2 separate regions of the Homo sapiens genome follow, and region 1 is linked to region 2. The links are chromatin loops, found by intact Hi-C in ENCODE. Cell type or tissue: GM12878. All regions are shown on one strand. Links, peaks and the distances in the headings refer to the core of each region. The heading gives the core; the rest is flanking DNA. Region 1 has its middle 21 kb from the start of PCNX1. Region 2 overlaps TTC9 (tetratricopeptide repeat domain 9).

Region 1 (5,377 bases), core at 313-5,312, 220 kb after region 2:
GGTGGATCACCTGAGGTCAGGAGCTCGAGACAAGCCTGACCAATATGGTGAAACCCCGTCTCTACTAAAAATACAAAAATTAGCTGGGCTTGGTGCCGTGCACCTGTAGTCCCAGCTATTCGGGAGGCTGGGGCAGGAGAATTGCTTGAACCCAGGAGGCAGTGAGCCGAGATTGTGCCACTGCACTCCAGCCTGGCGACAGAGTGACACTCTGTCTCAAAAAAGAAAAAAGAAAAAAAAAATCAGATGCTCTCTGTTCTCAGAGACCTTATAGTGTAAAAGGGGAGAAAAAATATGTATACAATTAACTACGGCAAAATGTAGAAAACTGTTAGGTGTCACTAGATACAGTGCCACAGTAGATCAATGAAAGGAAGAGACCATTTCCAGCTGGGAAGGTTAGGGCCATTTTTTGTAAAGAAGATGGATTTTATGCTAGATCTTGGATGATCCTGAACTAGCACAGAGGAAATGAGCATTCCTGGCAGAGAAGAGCAGGAGAAAAGGCCGAGCAGAAAATCACAGAGAAAGGATGGGAAACAATTGGCTGGAAAATAAGGTTGGAACTTGAAAGGGTCAGTGAGGCCAGATAGTAATAGGATATAATTCCAGGTCGAGATCTTAGTCTGTGGGCAGTAGGTTGGGTTTTGAGTCAGGTATGAGCTGAGCAATAGAATGTGGTTTTGAAAGAAAGGAAGAGTATTCAAGACAGAGCACAGCAGGAGCAGATAGAAGAACCCAGGTGGCTGGTTTCTCTGACACAGGCAGGAAACATTCTTCTGCAATGGTGAGCCAGGCTGGATGATAGGGGAGACTCTACTTATGAGGCAGGAGGGTCTAGAATGAGGGACAGTTACCCAGAGTCTGGGAGCATCAAGCCACTCCTTCATGAGTCAGGCCCAGCAAGCTTGCTTATGAGCAGTGAGATTAGAAAACCCACGGGCAGAACCATGTGGACCGACAAGAAATAGGTGAGCGCCATATGTTTCCAGGGGCCAGACAGGTGAGCATCTGAGCAAAGACAGAAGCCAAAGCGGTGCAAACCTGGAAGGACAGGAGCAAGGCAGCTCAGGAGCTGACTGGGCAGTAGTATCGAAGGCCCAGATACAGTGTCCAGGCAAAGGGCCAAGAGCCCAGTCAAGGATGACAGCTGTATTGCGGAGATAAAGCGAAGAAAGCACAGGTTTCAGAGTCAAACAGACTCAGGTTTGAATCCAAGACTATCTTATCTGCTGTGTAAACTTGGGCAAGCCACTTAACCTCTCTGAGGCTTCTGTTTCCTTGGCTAAAAAGGAACATAATAATGTCTACCTCAAAGAGTTGTTATAAGGAGTATAAATAATATATGAAGAGTGCCTGGCACTTGGAGCACTCAATAAATGAGAGCTATTGTTATTATCAATATCACCCTCATTATTTATATTGAACTATAGAGATTGCTGTGGCTCAGGCTGAGAAATAAAGCAAGTGAGAGGAGTCTTTGCCAAGAACAGAGAAACCACCAGGAGGGGGAACGGGCCTCTGCAGAATTGATCACAAAAGCTCTCTGGCTTATGTATTACTCATTTGTCACTGTTGATTTATACATTCATTCTTATACTCAGTAATGCCAACACCATTGTCACCATTGCCATCATTCCCTCCAACAAAAATAAGAAGAACCTTAGATTTCTGTTAAAACAGTTCAACAGGCTGTGTTTTGCCCCTGGCACATCTCTTCATCTTTTCTGTGGATTGAGCTGCCATTGGTATTCAGGGATACCACCTGCCCCGAGTTGCTGACAACCATCTCCATGGTTTCTGGCCAGATCTCATTAGCTAAGTGAGGTCAAGCCCAGTGAGGTTAAATACCGACAAGGGAGAGGGTCGGGGGATACACAGATGGTTACAGGCATTGGGATGGAATGGCATGGCTGACCCAGCCTTGTGTTAGGTAGAAAACCAAGGTCACAACCTTTTGCAGTCTCTGAGGAGCTGCGTGACAACATATTTAATCAGAGGATGCCAGCCACAGTGATCCTGCAAGTTTCCAACTGATACAGTTTACCTGCTCCCTCTACATTCAATTGATGCTATTACTGCCCAATCCAATAATAAGCAACAATTTATTAAGCCCTTACTGTTTGCCAGGCTAACGACAGGCCAAAATGCAGGGCTAAAGCACTTTACATACTGTCCCATTTAATCCTCACCACAACTCTATAAAGTCAGTACTATTACCTGCTCCATTTTACCGATTAATAGAAGTTCAGAGAGGTTAAGTAACTTGTCTAAGTCCGCATAGCTAGTAAAACTGTAGAGCCAGCTTGGGAACATGGGTTTTGCTGATTCCAGATCTCCAGCTCTGCATTAAAATGCTAACTGGTGCTTCTCACACTTTAATGTGTATATAAGTCACCAGGCGATTTGTTAAAATGAAGGTTTTGATTCAGTAGATCCAGATGGGACCTGAGATGCTGCATTTCTTAGGCCACATGTATGCTGTCGGGCCGTGGGTTATAATTTGAATCACAAGAGACTTGTCTGATAGATTTGGTTCACAGTGGTTGGCAGGTTTCTCTTTGAAGGAGGTTGGGTTTTGGTCTTAGGGTTAGGCTAAGAGGCTTTAAAACCATTCAGGAAGTGTGGATTTTAGTTCTATGCTGCATACTAAATCATCATAAATTTATCCCCTTAAAACAACTCCCCATTCATTACTTTACAGGTTTTCCCCCAGAACTGGGAAGGGTGTGACTCCACTGATCTCCTCACAGGGCTAAATCAAGATGTCAGCTGGGCAGTGTTCTTATCTGGAGCTCAAGGGCCTTGTGGAAGCTCATTCTGGTTGTCACAGATTCAGTTTCTTGCGGTTGGGGGACTGAGGTCCCTGTTTCCTGGCTGGCTGTCAGCTGGGGGCCACTCTCAGTTCCTAGAAACTGCCGCATTTCTTACCACTTGGTCCTTTTATCTTCATAGTCAGCAATAGAGAATCTCCCCTTTGTTGAATTCTTCTCATGCTTCAAACCTCTTTGATTTTTTTCTGTCTTTGACCTCCAGACTCAGAGTTAAAGGGCTCGTGCTATTAGATCAAGCCCACCCAGACAATCTCCCTATCTTGGGACCTTAATTACATCTGCAAAATCCCTTCACAGCAGAATCTAGGTTGCTGTTTGATTGAGTAAGTGGGAGAAGGCTCACAGATCCCAGAGGCAGGAAACCTTAGGGGCTTAGAATTCTGCCTACCACAAAGTGTTTTGGTTTTCCTGGATGAGCTGCATTGTTGATTGATCAATGTTTTTAGAGTCATCGAAATTGAGACTATATAAGCTTTCTCATTTCTGCTTTCATTTCTACTCTCTTGCTGTAAGCCTCTCCTTTGGTATGAAATTACCAACAATGATTTCAAAATAAAAATGGACTGTCAACTTCCAGCAAATTGAGCTTAGCCCTTTTTCTCATTTATTGTATAAACTGAAAGTGTAAAACAGGAATTGATACATAGATCATTTGGGGTTTTTCACTGACTCATTAGCAATGTCCAGGAATAAGTCTCCAGATGCAGAGATGTTTATAGAAGGCAGTACTTCTTACTCAAGGAACTCTAAGTGCTCACGGATGATGTGAGCCAACAGACAGTGCCTGCACTTTGAAGAAGGAGGGTTTGTGATATCTTGACGTCAAAGATCTGACTGAAATCTTTGGAATCAAGCCCATCTTTTCTGATTTCTAGCCTATTTTCCTTCCAATGGCACTGTCCTAAGGTTGTACAGCTTAGAAAATGTTAACCCAGTATTGTTTTCTTTACTTGCATGTGAGAGAAGAGAAGTCAAAGTCAAAAGCAGGCAGCTGGAAACCTCCAGGGGAAGGGATTCCCAGGGGTCCTTTATATTCCTTTCTCCCCAAGCAAAGCAGAGAGAGAAGCAGCACACATACCCTGTGGATTCTGGGTTTGGAAAGCATAGTTGTGTTGTTCATCTGGGCTGCTATAACAAAATACTATACACTGAATGGCTCATAAACCACAGAAATGTATTTCTCACAGTTCTGGTGGCTTGGAAGTCCAAAATCAAGGTGCCAGCAGATTTTGTGTCTGGTGAGAGCCTGTTACCTGGTTCATAGATGGCTGTCTTCACATGGCAGAAGGGACAAAGGACCTCTCTGGGATCTCTTTTAAAAGGGTGCTAATCCCATACATGAGGGCTACATCTCATCGCCTCCCAAAAGTCTCACCTCCAAATACCATCATGAGGAGAATTAGGTTTCAACATATAAATCTGGGGAGGACAGACATTCAGTCTATTGCAGGGGCCAACAACAGCCCCTCATCAAGAGGTGGCGCTACGGAGGACAATATAGCTGGCCCTCCATATCCACAGGTTCTGTATATACAGACTCAACCAACTGAGGGTGAAAAACACTAAAAAAATAATAATAATACACAATAAAAATAAAAATAATACAGTGTAACACATATTTACATAGCATTTACATTGTATTAGATATTATAAGTAATCTAAAGATGATTTAAACTATGGGAGGATGTGCATAGGTTACATACAAGTACTACATCATTTTATATTAGGGACTTAAGCATCCCCCAGATTTTGGTATCCTGGAGTCCTGGAAGCAATTTCTCCCCACCCCCCACAACTAGGGATGAAGGATGACTGTACTAATGATTCTGTTTCTTTGCAATTCTCCTTAGTACCTCCAAAGCTCTAGCAAGATCATCACACAGGAAACAACATCATTTTCTTAGCCCACTCACAGCACAGAGAACAATGAAGTAATGGCTGTAGACAAATCCAAGTGTCTGTTGCAACCTCAGGGTGAGGAGAGAAAATTGGTAGTGGTGTTGCTTCCTTTAGAGCTTAAAAGGCACAGCTGAGGTGACTACCCTTCACTCCATTTTTGCTAGCATATAATAAGCTCTGCTTTGCATTTTTGCTCCCATGGCATCATTTTTGAAATATGAATCATAAAAGCAGTGCATTTCTGCTATGCCTGCTGAGACTTGCTTTATCACCCTCCTATTTCAGCGTTAATAAAATGATGCTGTCATTCCAGCTGGGAGGTATTTTGATTTTTCCAGACAGAGAGCTGGCTGATCACATTGTGAGTGTGTGTGTGTGTGCATACTTGTGTGCATGTGCCTCCCTTCTGGGGCTGAGAAGGAAATTGTCTTACCTTAATAATAGATAAATGTATTTTGATGGTAGCTGATTACTAAGTTGAGACTTTCTGTAAAATCTTCTAGCATCATGGTAATTTACTAACAGACAAAGAAAATCCCTCAATAAAGGCATCATTAGCAAAAATCCTGTGCCACTAGCTTCTAAATAGATGCGTAAAGGTAGGGTAGTAGAGACCAGGAGTAAAATAAGAAGGTTGGAGTAAA
Region 2 (5,377 bases), core at 99-5,098:
TCCTGGATGCCACTTACATTGATCTGTTTTTCCTGCTTATCCGCCTCCACTCTGGTCACCTGAGTCACCATCACTTCATCATCCAAATCCACTCTTGCCTCACAATGAAGTCCCAGATCTTCTACGTGGACCAGAAGGGTCTCTGTGTCATGGTTTCTTTCTTTTCCAGCTTCACCTTTTTTACCCTTCCCTCTGGTTCTCTGCTCCAACCTGGCATGCATGGCTTCCCAAACTTTCTGAAATAGGCCATTCCCCTCTCGCTCCCTCTCTTTCTTGGCTCTGCCTTGAAAAGTCACAGTTTCACCCAGATCAGTGATTCCCAAACATGGGTGATTTTACCACCACCCCACCACCCAGGGAATACTTGGCCATTTCCAGAGACATTTTTTGGTTGTCACAAGTGGCATGTAGTGAGAAGAGGCTAGGGGAGCTGCTAAGCATCCTGCAAGGCTCAAGACATCCTCATGTAACAAAAAATCATCTAGTCCAAAATGTCAATAGTGCTGAGGCTGAGAAATACCCAATCTTTAGATCCCAGCTATAATGCTACTTCTTCCAAGAAGGCCTCCCATTATACTTTAGATCAAGGTAAGGCCCCTCCTGCCTGGGTATGCTCCTTCTCTACCTTTGTCCTTCATAGCAGTTAGCCCACATGTGAATATTTGAGATAACATGACCTCTGCCCTCCCTGCCCATCTGTTAGCCCCAGGTGGGTGGGGGGGCGGGTGTCAGCTCATCAGCTGATCCCACTGCCCCGCCCAGTGCCCAGCAGTTAGGCATCAATTTTTGCTTGTTAGCTTTGGAACACAGCAGAAGGGAGTTTCCACAGATGACCTCTCTTTCTCCCCAGGGGCTGTGTGGGTTTCCGATGGCTTCAAATGCATCCCCACAGACACCCCAGAGGTCAAGTGCACAGTCTTGGAAGCCTGACAGAAGTGGGCTGATATCCTAATTCTACCCCCTTCCAGCTGGGTGACCTTCAGCAAGTTACTTCATTTCTCTGGAACTCAGTTTCATCATCTATAAAAGAAGGATAAAAATAGAACCTGTTTCATGGAGTTGATGTGAGGATTAAAAGACATAGTGTATGTGAAGTATTTAGCACCTCTGACACCAGAGAAGGGATTAATAACCATGAGGAGGACACACTGTGGGGCGATGCCACTTATCCTGAGGTCCACTGCAACCCCAGGTCCTGGCTAATGGCTACAGGGATGGGGAAGGAGCAATCAGGAGGCAGCCAGTCCACGTCGTCTTAACTTCCTCAGCCCTCACACGTGCCTGCTGTCATCCCATCTTACCTATCCCATGGGCTTACTAGATGTACCAGTAGCCACCCACCCAAAGCAGAGAGGTGCCTAAAAATCACCTGCAGGTAGCGCTGAGGCCAGCCTCCAGCCTGGCTGTCACCCCCTCCACCCCTGGATTCCCTTAAGAGTCCTGGCCTGGGCCGGGTGTAGTGGCTCACTCCTGTAATCCCAGCACTTTGGGAGGCTGAGGCAGGCAGATCACCAGAGGTCAGGAGTTCGAGACCAGCCTGACCAATATGGTGAAACCCCGTCTCTATTAAAACTACAAAAATTAGCTAGGCATGGTGGCGGGCATCTGTAGTAGTCCCAGCTACTTGGGAGGCTGAGACGGGAGAATTGCTTGAACCCAGGAGGCAGAGGTTGCAGTGAGCCGAGATCGCACCACTGCACTCCAGCCTAGGCAATAGAGCGTGACTCCATTTAAAAAAAAAAAAAAAAAGAGTCCTGGCCTAGCACCCCAACTTCTTATCCAGATTCTACCTCTTGGCCCAGCTATTTCTCCATCTTTCTGGGCCCTGTCTGTGGTGTCAGCTGAGGCTCCACACCCTATAACCAGCCTAGCCCTGCCTCCCTTGCCTCCCCCAAAGTCTGAACCCTGGTCCACAGCCAGGTATGCCAGTTCCCACCGGATCTGCAGGGGAACTAGAAATATTTTTACCAAATAAGTGCCAGAAATTGATTGCTGTGGTTCCTTTAACCCTTTGTGGGAAGGGGGAGGCTTCCCCATTTCCAGGCCTCTTTGCTTCCCCTGCCCCTGTCACCACCATTTTATGCATTCAAAAACTGTTATTTTATTTTATTTTTATTTTTATTTGTTAAATGGTCCTTTTCCTAGACTGCCAGGGTCAGCAAACAGAAGTGTCTGTTCAAAGAGGGAGGGCTGGACGGGAAGAGGGCTGCTAGGCCCGGTCAGAGAGGACTTCAGGCAGGGAGCGTGGAAGCTGTGGACAGGACAGCTTTTAGCTCTGGGAGCAGGTGCTGGAGCCAAGTCACACACAGGTAGCAGTCAGTGAGGTTCACATCCAGGAACCTTTTTACAGAAACCCCTCTCTCTCTCTGTACAGCTGTATAAGCACCAGCACAGGCTCCGACAACATGCAGGTGAGGAAGGGGACAGAAGGGCCTAAGATCCCACCATGGAGAGAGAGGGAGGAGAGGGGAGGGGGGCTTGTAGCATCAGCTTATCAGAAGGACCCCCTGGTGCACCAGAAGATTGTAGTCCTGGGTGAACAAGAGCTGCCCTCGGGGGTTAGCAGCCTGTTGCTTCTGTTGACTTGGCTTTCTGCCCTGCAGCCAGTGAAACCTGACAGGTCAGTTTCTAGATCTGGGCTGATTCTCTTTCACTTCCTGGTTCTCATACCTTCATCTTGACAGTCTGTGTATTTCTCCTCATTCTGTGAAAGAATGGAGTTTTTTGGTCCTAAATGCTCAAAAAAAATCTGGTCTCTTAAAAAATCTCAGCAATTCTGATACCTGGGAAGTTATTTAAGGGGTCAGAATGACTGACGTTAGACCCCTGAAGATTGAAATCAGTGACTTGTCTCTATCCTGAGGTGTCTTCTGTCAGTGTGGAAAAGTCTGGGCACAAAGAAGGAACAGAGCATCAGCATTCTCCCCCAGCCACCCAGCCGGGTTGTGAACAGAAGCACCAGTTTTGCCTCCTAAGTCTCTGTTTTTATTTGCTTTGAAGAAGCAGACAGGTGCCTTTTTCCTGTCTCTTTTTTTGTACTCCCTCCGAAGTATGCAACATACTTTGCCGTTGGTCAATGCCTACTAGATATTTGAGTGGTTAAATGGAGGCGAGGTGGCTCAGCAGGGTTGGGATTAGAGGGAGGTGCCTAGGGCACGAAATTTCAATCATTCTTCAAGGCCATTTAGTCATCCTCCAGGCGTGTCATCACTCTAGTCCCAGCCCTGTGGCTCCCTGTGGCTCAGGGCTGGTAAGGGAAAGCTCAAAGGGACATGGTTTACTCAAAGATGGCTGTTTGTGGGATGGGGAAGCTCTCCACCATGAGACCTGCCTGCCATAGCTTCCTCTTGCCTGGGACACCTAGGTCTCTCATGTCCAGACATGTGGCTTGTATGAGCTGGTCACTAGCCTACCAGAAAGCCCCCTCTCTCAGGAACTGCAGAGACAAATATACATGAAAGGGAACTTGAGGGAAGTCAGAGGCAGATGTTACTGGTACAAGACTAAAAAGAATTCTAAGAATGTTAACTAACATTTTTTTCATGCTTGCTATGTGCCAAGCCCACATTAAGTACTTTATGGCCATTATTTTATATAATCCCTCCAACAACTAGATTAGGAAGGACTTGGATTCTGGAGCCAGACAGCTTCAGCTTAAATCCCATCTTTGTCTCTTTCACGTTGTGTGGACTTGGGAAATTTCTTCAGCTCTCTGGGCCTCAGCTTCCTCACCTATAAAATTGAAACAGTAATAGTACCCACATTGGAGTATTCTGAGGATTATATCAGTAATACATGTAAAACAATGAGACCAGCATCTGTACAAGGTAAGCACTCAACAAATATTGGCCATGATGGTGATGATGATGATGAAGATGATGATGAAGAGATGATGATTGCCTCTGGTAGCTTATTCCTAAGGCTGCCTACAACAAAGTCCCACAAACTGGGTGACTTGAGATAATAGAAATGTATGATCTCACAGTTCCAGGGGCTAGGAGTCCAAGATCCAGGTGCTGGTGGGTTGTTATTCTGAAAGATGTGAGGAAGAATCTGTTCCATGCCTCTCTGTGAGGTTCTGGTAGCCTCAGGCATTCCTTGGCTTATGGATGGCTCTCTTCTCCCCATGTTTTATCATGTCGTCTTTCCTCTGTGTGTGTCTGTCTTTGTGTACATATTTCCCCTTTTTATAAGGATACCAGTCACACTGGATTAGGCCCTACTGTAATGACCTCAACTTGATCACCTCTGTAAAGATCCTGTCTCCAAATAAGGTCACATTCTTGTGTACTGCAGGTTAGGACTTCAACATATCTTTTGGTGGTGGAAGGGTGGGCATAATTCAACCCATAATACAAGGTTAAGTGACTTGCTCAAGCCTTGTTAACATGGCTTTTTAGTGATGAAACTGGTCAGGGAGGCTAGGATTATTGGAAGACAAATCCCAAGATGTAAACCCCAGTGGAAAACCCCAACCCTGCTAAACCTCTGGAGAGAAGCAACTCAAGGGAAACATGCAGAGCTGGCCACTGTTGTGCTGATGGCATTTTCCCTCCCTTCCTCCATAGCCTGCCTGCTCCAGGCTGAGCTGGTAAACTATGAACGAGTCAAGGAATATTGCCTCAAAGTCTTGAAGAAGGAAGGGGAGAACTTCAAGGCCCTTTACCGGTCTGGTGTGGCCTTCTACCACCTTGGGGACTATGACAAAGCACTCTACTACCTGAAAGAAGCAAGGACCCAACAACCAACAGGTAAGGCGGAAATAGCTGTTTTCTTACTTCCTCCCTGCTCTGGTGGCTCCTGGGACCTTCTCATTTCAGCAGTTTTCTTGGCTAGGAGGGCCAGGCAGGGACAGAGATGGCAAAATTAGGGATCAGATATATATGATAAGACCTAAGAGGAGCACACAGCCCATGCATTTGCCTAGGGTTTGAGTTCCAGGGAGCACAGGCCCCTCTTCTCTTCAAATAGAGTATAGAATTCCTCATCTTTTTCAACTCAGAATCCAGCTCTCTTCACTTATTCAACAAATATATATATATTGAATTCATACTATGTGCCAAGATTTGTGCTAAGCACCAAGGGAATCAATGAAAAGACACTGCCGCTACCCATGAGGCGCTCACATCTGGTTGATGACACAGAATACAAACAGGCAAATTTGATGCTAAGCCCAGCACCTTTCAGGAAGCATGCTCTGACTTCTCCAGTCAGATGCTATTCCTTAGGACATGTGTTATCTATAGCATTCACTTAGATCATATCCACCAGTCATTCATTCATTCATTCCACAGATATTTATTGAGGGGGTACAATATTGCTAGGTATATAGTAGTGAACAAAAGAAAGTTGTTGCCTTCAAAGAGCTTATATTATA

Evidence for each region. Peaks named below come from ENCODE experiments on the same cell type or tissue, not always from the same donor. Only the 100,000 strongest peaks of a DNase experiment are listed, where the experiment ranks them.
Region 1: it touches region 2 in a loop (3-fold over the local background); 2 of 110 quality-filtered maps call a loop at or near these places.

What each region holds. Positions count from the first base shown.
Region 1 is chr14:70,884,006-70,889,382 of GRCh38, forward strand. No RefSeq gene overlaps it. Among named protein-coding and RNA genes, the nearest start is that of PCNX1, 21 kb to the right of the region's middle. RefSeq lists an enhancer at 3,299-3,608. In GM12878, for the core only: no CTCF peak of the experiment used is centred there; DNase peaks (open chromatin) are centred at 2,766 and 3,496; H3K4me3 peaks cover 1,938 bases; H3K27ac peaks cover 2,608 bases.
Region 2 is chr14:70,662,996-70,668,372 of GRCh38, forward strand. TTC9 (tetratricopeptide repeat domain 9) reads left to right here. Exons shown (of 3, transcript NM_015351.2): 2 at 4,569-4,751. Among named protein-coding and RNA genes, the nearest start is that of TTC9, 24 kb to the left of the region's middle. RefSeq lists enhancers at 2,731-2,890, 3,388-3,888, 3,889-4,389. In GM12878, for the core only: no CTCF peak of the experiment used is centred there; DNase peaks (open chromatin) are centred at 846, 2,636 and 3,328; H3K4me3 peaks cover 884 bases; H3K27ac peaks cover 5,000 bases.